Linked DNA regions of Homo sapiens: region 1 is linked to region 2. Evidence: read pairs that join two places in POLR2A ChIA-PET (ENCODE). Cell type or tissue: PC-3. All regions are shown on one strand. Each heading gives the region's core, and the rest is flanking DNA. Links, peaks and the distances in the headings are about the cores only.

The links. ChIA-PET counts read pairs that join two places held together with the same protein. Peaks named below come from ENCODE experiments on the same cell type or tissue, not always from the same donor. Only the 100,000 strongest peaks of a DNase experiment are listed, where the experiment ranks them.
Region 1: POLR2A ChIA-PET joins it to region 2 with 9 read pairs; 2 of 35 experiments call an interaction of 5 or more read pairs at or near these places.

Annotation. Positions count from the first base shown.
Region 1 is chrX:70,217,965-70,223,341 of GRCh38, reverse strand. It overlaps the pseudogene RN7SL581P. Among named protein-coding and RNA genes, the nearest start is that of AWAT1, 14 kb to the left of the region's middle. In PC-3, for the core only: no CTCF peak of the experiment used is centred there; a DNase peak (open chromatin) is centred at 2,871; H3K27ac peaks cover 1,867 bases.
Region 2 is chrX:70,040,452-70,045,828 of GRCh38, reverse strand. AWAT2 (acyl-CoA wax alcohol acyltransferase 2) reads left to right here. Exons shown (of 8, transcript NM_001002254.1): 2 at 1,367-1,477; 3 at 1,833-1,903; 4 at 2,147-2,351; 5 at 2,586-2,760; 6 at 3,443-3,642; 7 at 3,867-4,056; 8 at 4,207-5,287. The coding sequence ends at 4,021. Among named protein-coding and RNA genes, the nearest start is that of AWAT2, 6.8 kb to the left of the region's middle. In PC-3, for the core only: a CTCF peak has its summit at 2,548; no DNase peak of the experiment used is centred there; H3K27ac peaks cover 1,889 bases.

The DNA of each region.
Region 1 (5,377 bases), core at 109-5,108, 180 kb before region 2:
AAGTTGTTAGGGGCCCGGGCCCCTCCATCCCTGGGGTGTTGGCCTTACTTGCATTATCCACGCTGGTTCATCACCAGGTCTCCCTAGACCATTGTAATAGCCTCTTAATGACCTCCCTGCTTTGGCATTTGCCCCATTACATTCTATTTTCTACCAGACAGCTAGAGGAAGGCTTCTAAACTGTAGGCCAGATTTTGCCATTCCCTGCTCAAAGCCCTTCCAATGATGACGACAATCTCTAGACACTGATGTGGAGTGATTTCCAGAATATATTTTAGTGAAAAAAGCAAGATACAGAGCAGCATATATAGTAATACTACCTTTTGGGCTAGATGAGGGGAACAAAATATATATATTTTTATATATTATATACATTATTATATATTATATATAATATGTATTTGTACATATATAAAACATGTTTATATATATGTACAAATACATATATACAGAAATGCTTTTATTGCAAAAAGTACTCTACAAGGAAAACAAACCCCAAATTAACAAAAATGGTTATCTGTAGGGAGAGGGAAAGGACAGGTTAGAGGGGGTGGAGATGGAAGTGAGATGTCTCTGAATATACTGTATCATATCAGCTAATAAGTGTGGAGGGAATGACAGAAATAGAAAAACATTATTGTACAACCTCTGATGAAATAATAGTGTCAGTCAATGATGATCATTGGCTGCTAAAACCATGAGGTGAAAGGTGGATATAGAATGTCACAATGAAAAGATCACGCTGTCACCACCTGCACTTCTGATCAATCTTAGAATCACTAAAAGTGGGGCAACCTATACTTATGAAGTATTAGTATACTTCATATATATAAAGGACCTACCTATACTTATTCTTACCTCTAAAGTTAATCCTGAATCTAAACAAGCCTTGGACTAACTTTCAGTTTACAGGAAATGGAATAAAGGAACAAATTAAAAGATACCACAGGGAAGCAAACAGAGAAATCCAGAATCCAGGACTTTTTACAGGACAGTAATCTAGTTTCTTTAAGAAGTCAGTGGATCCGGGCTTGGAGACACGTACCTGTAGTCCCAGCTACTTGGAACGCTGAGGCAGGAAGATTGCTTGAGCCCAGGAGCTCTGGGCTGGAGTGTGCTATGCCAGTGGGGTATCTGCACTAAGTTTGGCACAAGTTTGGCATTGATATGGTGACCTCTCGGGAGCAGCGGGGACCACCAGATTGCTTAAGGAGGGGTGAACTGAGCCAGGTTGGAAATAGAGCAGGTCACAACTCCAGTGCTGATCAGTGGTGGGATCGTGCCTATTAATAACCACTGCACTCCATCCTGGGCAACATAATGAGACCCCTTTTCTTAAAAATAAGTCCGTGGTATGAAAAAAGTGAGGGACAGGAGATGAAGGACTGCTTTAGATGAAAATAATTTATGGGACATCATAAACCAACTGGAAAAAATATTTTTAAGGCAATGAGGGAAATTTGACTATGGACTGAGCATTAGATGATACCAAAGAATTAATTTTGTTAGTTGTGATAATGGCTTTATTTTTATGTAAGAAAATATTCATATTTTTCAGATGTGACATATGTAAGGGTGAAATTTGCTTTAAAATACTTCAGCAAAAATAGAAAATTTGAAATAGATGAAGGAAGTGGTATTATCTTGATAATTGTTGAATCTAGGTGATGAATTTATGGAGGTTCATTATACTATTCTCTCTACTTTTGTATCTGTTTAGAAACTTTCATAATAAAACATTTTAACTCCTCCAACAATTCCTCCTCTCACTTAGAAAAAATATCCAAAGTCAACACCTTGATCCCTGAGGTCCTACTTGATCTAGTCCCTGTCACCTCTCTCACCTCATCTTCCATTCTCCCCCTGTTCATTTCACCTCAGCCAGTTACCAGGCCATCTTGCTGTTCCCTAAACATGCCAAGTAGATTCCTTCTCAGTATTTTTGTCCTTACTCATCCCTTTGCTTGGACTGTTCTTCCCCCAGTGGCAGCTGGTTGCCTCACTTCATTCAGATCTCTATCCAAATAACACATTTCCAGGAAGGGTCTCTGTCAGTACCCCAGCTGAAATAGGACTCCCACTGAGCCCTTGATTTTTCTTCACGGTACTTATCACTACCTAATGGTGTGGCTTGCTTACTTGATTGATTGTCTGCCTCCCTAAACTAGAATACAAACTCTCTGAGGGCAGAGTCTTTGTTTTATTCAGTGCTGCAATCCCAACATCTGGTAGGTTGGCACAAAAGTAATTCTTTTTTTTTTCCTTTTTTTTTTTTTTTTTTTTTTTGAGACAGAGTCTCACTCTGTCACCCAGGCTGGAGTGCAGTGGTGTGATCTCAGCTCACTGCAACCTCCGCCTCCCAGGTTCAAGCGATTCTTCTGCCTCAGCCTCCCGAGTAGCTGGGGCTACAGGCATGTGCCACCATGCCTGGCTAATTTTTGTATTTTTAGTAGAGACAGGTTTTCACCATATTGGCCAGGCTGGTCTTGAACTCCTGACCTCGTGATCTGCCCACCTCGGCCTCCCAAAGCGCTGGTACAGGCATGAGCCACTGCACCCAGCCTTAGTGCAAAAGTAGTTCTATTAGGTTGCACCAACCTAATAGAACAGTGGTTGCCACATAGTAGGAACTCCATAAGCATTTGTTAAAATAACCAAAGAACAGGGTAGTGATCACTTGAAAGCACTGAGTGATTTGTCAGGTTGACACATTTGCTGAACTGCTAATCCTCTACAAACACCATGTGCTATAATGACCTGTATATGTCATATGGTGTGACAGATCTCGGAGATAAAGAGTGAGGCATCTCCCAGACTCTGCTTGTCTTCAGGGAGGACTTGTTTGCACAGATGCTTTGGGGCTGTGTTACCTGGCTCACCTCCAGGCAGTTGGTTTGTAAAGCGGGTGGAGCCCTCCTCTAGCTATCAGCATGACTGCTGTGTTTTCTGATTCACCAGTTCCCTGTCCAAGGCCATCCCTAAGCTCTGTTTTCTTCCAGTTACTGGGGAAAACAGGAAAACTGGTTGTTGAGAAAAAGCGCCACCAGGTCTTGGGAGCCAGCATGTAGGCTCTCAATGTTTTTAATTCTTCCTCAGACATCGTGCCTTGAGACTGTGGTGGTTTATGTTGTGGAGGCCTGAAAAGAGTGAGTTCCCTGTGACAGTTGTGGACCTGGCAGCAGCAGTGAGTCTGAAGGTCTGTTTACTTCCCTCAACAAGGAATTGTTCCCCTATCTACATTACATCCAACCTCTCCCTTGTCCCTCTTGGTACTTTCTTGTTATGCAGCGACAGAATAGAAGTGAGCTTGGGCCTGAGGCACCTGAGGGATGCCTGAGCAGAGGCCCCATTCATTTCTTTTCAGCTCAACAAATGCTAAGGGACCTTGACCACTGATTTTGCTGCACATGAGGTAGTGTTGTGCCATTGGGTTGGAGTCTTGCTTCTGCCTAGAAAGCACCAGGGCCAAGGAAAAACATTTGTAGGCTCTGAGGAGGGCCCCACTGTTTTCTCTTAAGGGAATAGACCACAAAGGAACTGCAAGCAGAGGGACTCTAAATCCTGAGCCCATCTTCTGAGAGTCCCTTCAGTTTATTCTGTTATTTTTATGGTTTGATGATTTAAATGAAACTCTTTAATCTAATTACAATACACTTAGGTATACGGCATGACATTTTAACTCTTTCCTCCAAATAATAGCTTACTTCCCCTGTAGCACCATTTATTGAACAATCCACCTCTTCCTTGTTTATTTGTGAGGCTTCCTTTATCCTGTATTCTGTGTGTGTGTGTGTGTGTGTGTGTGTGTACACACAGACATGTATATATATATATGTTATTTCAACTGTTTATTCTTTCAGATGAATTTTAGAATAAATTTCTTACATTTCAGACAAAACCCTGTTAGTATTTTATGTACATTAAACATTCAGTTTAATTTGGAAATAATAGCTTCACAACATTGAATTGTCTCATCCAGGAACGTGGTAAATCTCTGTTTATTCCCACATTCCTTTATGTATCTCATTAATGTTTGTAGCTCTTTCTCCCATTGTGTTTTCTAGTCTGGTTGTTATTGGTATATAGGAAAAGTTTATTTTTGTGTATATTATCTTGTATTTAGCTGAACTCTCTTATGAATTCTAACAATTTCTCAGCTTCTTCTCTTGAGTTTTTAAAGTAAACAACCATATTGTTTGCAAATAACTTATAGCTTAGTTGTTCCTGGGCCAAGTTCAGACATTAGGCTATCATAAGGTAAACTCAAATCCTATTGGCACAATATAATAATACATTGTAATTTTGTTCCTAAAGACTCATCTCACACTGTAAAAATGCCAAAATTGATCATGAAAATAAATGAAAAGAAAATCCAAATATATTATTTTAAAAACTCGTGTTAACTATGTAAAACCAAACACTCAATAGAAATGCTACATCATAAATGCTTCTTTTGGATTGACTAGCCTAAAAAAAAAGAAATGCTTCTCTTGGAGGATTATTTTTTCTCAGAGACTGGACTATCTCAGATGCCTTAAAATAGACATCCATTGTGAAGAACATGAAAAACTACTGAATTTGTACACTTTAAAAGAATGAATTATATAGTGTATTAGTCTATTAGTCTGTTCTCATGCTGCTAATAAAGCCATACCTGAGACTGGGTAGTTTATAAAGGAAAGAGGTTTAATTGACTCACAGTTCAGCATGGCTTGGGAAGCCTCAGGAAACTTACAATCATGGTGGAAGAGGAAGCAAACACATCCTTCTTGACATGGCAGCAGGAAGGAGAATAATGAGTGAAGAGGGGAAAAGCCCTTATAAAATCATCAGATCTCATGAGAACTCACTCACTATCACAAGAACAGCGTGAGGGTAACCACCCCCATGATTAAATTACCTCTCAGCCAGGGACAGTGGTTCATGCCTGTAATCCTAGCACTTTGGGAGGCCTAGGCAGGTGGATCACCTGAGGTCAGGAGTTCAAGGCCAGCCTGGCCAACATGGAGAAACCCTGTCTTTACTAAAAATACAAAAATTAGCCTGGCATGGTGGTGGGTGCCTGTAATCCCAGCTACTCAGGAGGCTGAGTCAGGAGAATGGCTTGAGCCCGGGAGGCAGAGGTTGCAGTGAGCCGAGATTGCACCACTGCACTCCAACCTGGGAGACTGAGCAGGACTCTGTCTCAAAAAAACAAAACAAAACAAAACAAAACAAAACAAAAACCTCTCACTACGTCCCTTCCACGACACATGGGGATTATGGGAATTATAATTCAAGATGAGATTTGGGTAAGAACACAGCCAAACCATCATTCTGCTCCTGGCCCCTCCCAAATCTCATGTCCTCACATTTCAAAACACAACCATGCCCTTCC
Region 2 (5,377 bases), core at 261-5,260:
GGATTCTATGCCTTCCTCTTTCTTGGTTTACTCCCTCATTTTGGTGAAGCACATTCTCCAGTAGTTTTCTGAGACAGGAGCATGGGAGACCAATTATCTGAGACGGTGTGCATCTGAAATTACCTTTATTCCACTTCTATACTTGATTAATAATTTGGCTGCATATATAATATCTTAGCTGTGTCTAGTGTAAGTATTTGAGTCTAGAGTCTGTTTGGTTCAATTTTTTGGGGAACAATCCTCCCATCATCCAGTTGTGTAGGGGAGGAGAGGGAACCTGGGGTTCTAATTCCTTGGCAGACTTTCAACCAATCCTCCAGTTTTTCTAGCCCTGTGCCTCATCCCTGCCTCTTGTGGCACCTGATGCCTCCAAATTCTGAGTCTTTCCTAGATCCTCCAGTGCAAATAGGCTCACATCTTGTAGGCATCCCCCTTGCAGGTAACTAGATTTTAATTTTTTTGTTCTAAGTCAGTTACCCACTCTTCCATCTGCTTTCCTACATGGAAATGTTTTGCTAATATCTCTTATCTGCTGTTGGCATCTCATTAATTCTCTTTCTCCTTGTGGATCTACACTTTAAAAAACATTTTAATGATAATTTTCATGGAGCTCCAGCAAGAAGTCAAGGCAAAACCTTGTGTTCAATCTGCAATGTTCAATTAGAAATGTTCTCTGTCTTTTCTAACCTTTTACTGACCCACTTTCCCAAATAATCTTACTACAGCTGCCTTAAAAACTGAGTCCAGTAGTAATTCTGAGTGTGGCTCCCTATGACTCATCTCTAGTAACTCTTCCTAACCATGCTAACCTACAGTGTTCCTATCTTACTGGAACTTAATACAGCCCAGTACCTTATTCTATTCTGGTTTGTATTTTTCTTTGTTTGCCATCTGGTGTGCTCCCAACTGGGCTGAAGATGGGTCTTTGCTTTCCCTGGTATTCCCTTAACTAATGCCTCAGAGAGAAGATTTGGAGAGGAGGACGTGAATTGGAGGAAAACTGTTCCAGGATTCCCCACCTCTGGTGGCCCACCGCTGGCTCACTGCCATTGACCACACTGCAGGCAGAGCCCAGTGCAGTGCTGGAGCAGGGCCCAGAGAGGAGAGGGCTTACAGTGTGAATTCAGCTCAGCTGGGGAAGAAGACACCTTCCCTTCTAGACCTGAATCGGGTTCCCAAGGCCAGATAGAAGAGGGGGCTGGGAACATGGGCAGATGGGCCAGGTGCTGGGGTGAAGAAGTGAGAGTGTTGAGTGGGTATGGGTGAGAGAGAGTGCACGTGACCTTGGGGTGGACAGAACTCCGGAGAGAGGGTAAGTGTGAGGGACTGCTTGAAATTCATTAACTCTGGTCTGGGCTTCCTGCAGCAACCACTGTGATTGCTGTCAACCTCTACCTGGTGGTGTTCACACCATACTGGCCTGTCACTGTGCTTATTCTTACCTGGCTGGCTTTTGACTGGAAGACCCCTCAGCGAGGTAAGCATCCTGCTGGTGCTGTGTTGCCACATGCCACATGCTCTTTCCCCTTCTCTCATCACAATCCTGAGAGGCTCTGGCCAATTCCCAGACAGCCCTTTAGCCTGTCCCTCCCTGGGCTAGAGAGGCTGAGGGAAGGGGTCCTTTTAAGGTGGTAGAAAGGCCCAGATCAGAACTGGAGTGGGTTAGGGGAGGGGCAGCTAGTGAAGCAGAAGCTAGGCCTGTCCTAAATTGCCCTGATATGCCCACCTTGGTTGCCACTTAAGAGGCCAGGAAACAGCAGGGGGTGAGAGCACCCTGGGGCAGGCCCACAGTGGGAATGGACAAAGCTTGGCTGCATTGCCTCTGTTTTCAGGCGGCCGCCGGTTTACCTGTGTGAGGCACTGGCGCCTGTGGAAACACTACAGCGATTATTTCCCTCTCAAGGTCAGTAGCCCCAGGTCCCCACTCAGGCCCAGGTCCAGCCCCGACTTCAGTGCTAGCAGTTGGGTCAGGCTAGGGGTGGAGGGCGCCATCCACATTGAGCCTCTTGAGAATGACGCCCCCTGGAGTTGCACATTGGGCAACCTGCATGGCTAGACCTAGCAGTCCTTTTCCTTTCAGATCTCTGCCCAAAAGAGAAGTTCTCTACCCTGGGAATAGCCCTCCTGATTCTACTTTCTTCCGCAGCTTCTGAAGACTCATGACATCTGCCCCAGCCGCAACTACATCCTCGTCTGCCACCCTCATGGGCTCTTTGCCCATGGATGGTTTGGCCACTTTGCCACAGAGGCCTCAGGCTTCTCCAAGATATTTCCTGGCATCACCCCTTACATACTCACACTGGGAGCCTTTTTCTGGATGCCTTTCCTCAGAGAATATGTAATGTCTACAGGTAAGTTGGCTCCTAGGACACAAAGCCAAAGAAAAAATGGCTCCCCAAGGGAGAATTGTAGGGGGATGCGTGAGAGCAAGGCCAGCTCCCAATCCCCTCTGGTGTGAAACAGCTATCATAGGCTCACCTGCCTGATGTTAGGCTCCTTGCACTCCCCCTCCTTTGAAGCAGTAGAAAGGAAATGTAGGGGTTTGGGAAGTGACCAGTGGCTGTTTGGCTTTTTCTATCCACCAGGGGCCTGCTCTGTGAGTCGATCCTCCATTGACTTTCTGCTGACTCATAAAGGCACAGGCAACATGGTCATTGTGGTGATTGGTGGACTGGCTGAGTGCAGATACAGCCTGCCAGGTTCTTCTACCCTGGTGTTGAAGAACCGGTCTGGCTTTGTGCGCATGGCCCTTCAGCATGGGTAAGGACAGCTCCAGTCCAGGCTGGCGGAAGGGATCCAAAAGTGTTGCAGGGAAAGAAGAAGAGGGGGTTTTGATGAAAGGACATCCACAGAGAGAGGAGGAAGTATACAATACATTCTTACGAACTATGGTCATCAGAAAGATAAGTTTTATTTGTCAATTAAAAAAATAAATAAGTTAAAAAAAAAAAAGAGGGAGGAGGAAAGCCACCTCTGGGTTGAAGAGCTGGGGCCAGGTCCTGGAGGCATTTCTGCTGAAGCAGAATGGGCAGAGGGCCAGCCCTGAGCCTGTTCTCCCTCACACCAGCCTCTCATCTGGGCCGGCCCCTCTATACAAGGGGACTGGCAACAACCCTGTCTCAGAGAGAGCCAAGCTTAGCTTGTGTTAAAGTGAAGAAAATCAACTGGCATGGCCCTTGGGTCTTACTTTCCAGCGTTTCAGACCCAGGGGTTCCCAGGAGGGTCTGGGCTTGCCTCCTTCTTTAGCTTACTGCTACTTTGCTCCCACAGGCAGCCAGGGGTAGGCCATGGAGCCCCCACACTCAACTTGGACCTAGGCACAGCTGGACTGGGGTCTGAGAAGCCTGTAGGCAGACCCAGGGATCATGCGCCGTCAGCGTGTCTGGCATTCGACAAGGTCCCTACCTTTCTGGGCTTCAGAAGATATGCTTTTGCTCTGCAGGGTGCCTCTAATACCTGCCTATGCCTTTGGGGAGACGGACCTCTATGATCAGCACATTTTCACTCCTGGTGGCTTTGTCAACCGCTTCCAGAAGTGGTTCCAGAGCATGGTACACATCTACCCTTGTGCTTTCTATGGACGTGGCTTCACCAAGAACTCCTGGGGCCTTCTGCCCTATAGTCGGCCTGTAACCACCATCGGTGAGTGGGCGTTTCTGCTGGCAGCCTGAGTCTAGGACACAGGATCTAGCTCTGAGGCTGAACCTCAGCTCTGACTCTGCTCAGAGGCAGGGAGGCTGGCTGGGATGAGTGGCAGCTTTTTGAGGTGAGGATGGGGAAGAGTCTGGGCTTGAAGCCTGGGGCCCATTCTGAGGAATGAGCTATTCTGATGCTTTTCCCTTTTCCTTCACTGTCTCCCCTGGCAGTCGGGGAGCCTCTACCAATGCCCAAGATTGAGAATCCAAGCCAGGAGATCGTGGCTAAATATCACACACTCTATATTGATGCCCTACGTAAACTGTTTGACCAGCATAAGACCAAGTTTGGTATCTCAGAGACCCAGGAGCTGGAGATAATTTGACAGACATCCCCAGTAGCCTTCACCCTGGCTGGAAGGTATGGATGGACCCAGTGAGAACAGGAGGACAAAAGTCACCTATCAGGCTCCCGCTCCTGATTTGACCAGTCCTCCTTATGGGGAGGGGCTGTTTGTTCATTTGCTTGTTTTCTGCACTCCTTTTCCCACCTCCTTTTTTTTCCTTCCAGCTCTTTTCTGCCCTTTCTTTGCAGCTACTGGTGAGATAGTCCCAAGAAACAGGGAAGAGCCTAGGGGAGAGGTGCCCTGACGGCACTTTGGTGCCAGCATTGAGGAAAACAATGGACAAAATAAAAAGCCCATCTTCTGATAACTGCGTGTGCACCAACTACTCTGTTTTGAAGGCTCTGGGATGCATGTCTCTCCTTCTCTAGCTGTCAAACAGCCCCATCTCCCGGCATTGAGCCCCATCTTCTGGCATTGAGTCCTGCTTCCTACAGGAGTAGGACTGGGGCCTTGAGAGCCAGTGGGCTTTGAGTTTAAGCTCCACCAACTTCAAGCCATGTGACTTTGGGGCAATCAGTCACCTCTGAGCCTCCTTTCTTCTTCTATAAAATGAGACTAACAATCTGTCTCTTGCTTACCTCAAAGGCCGTTGGGAAGATCAAACAATATTGGATGTGATTGAACTTTATAAACTGGAGAGCTACACCATTTTCTTCTCCAACCATTTTACCCATTTCCTGTCCCTGAGCAAACAACGCCCGAAATACCCTCTGCTACCCACTAGCCCTCACTCAGTTTCTGCCTCACAAAGCTGTAACAGAATGGGTTGGGCTCAGGCCTAATTTTCTCTGTCATTCCCTCAGCAACTTGCCTATACTTGTGTGGCCCTATAATTCTGGCCTTTGTTTGAGAGTCAGCCAGCCTGCTCAGGATGAAAATGAGGCGCCTGGCTTTTAGCAGCCATAAAGAACTCTCCTTCTGAATGGCAAGTCTCTCAGACTCTTGGTCTAATGGCTGTTGCAATGACAGGCTACAAAATTTGGCTCACATCCCTCTCATTCCATCCCTCTTGGGTGGGTGCCATTTGGTCCAGTGATTTACCTGCATTACGTTGGTCAATTTGGTCTACAACATCCTGCGTGTTTACTGCAGTGTGAGCTGCTGCCTCTATCCTGGGTGCCTGCCTCATGTGATGATTTGTATACAGTGGCCAAAGACATGCTTCTGCTTTTCTGCTGTCTTTGTTACTTCTTGTGCCAGAGATTACGTTTTCCCTGAGCTTCCATAAAGTGTTTTTAAACAGTCTGTAGCTTTCCTGTGACTGGTTTCCTTAAAAAACAAACAAACAAACCTCTAAGGTGGCCATAGGACCAGCCTGGGCTCCAACACCCAGCC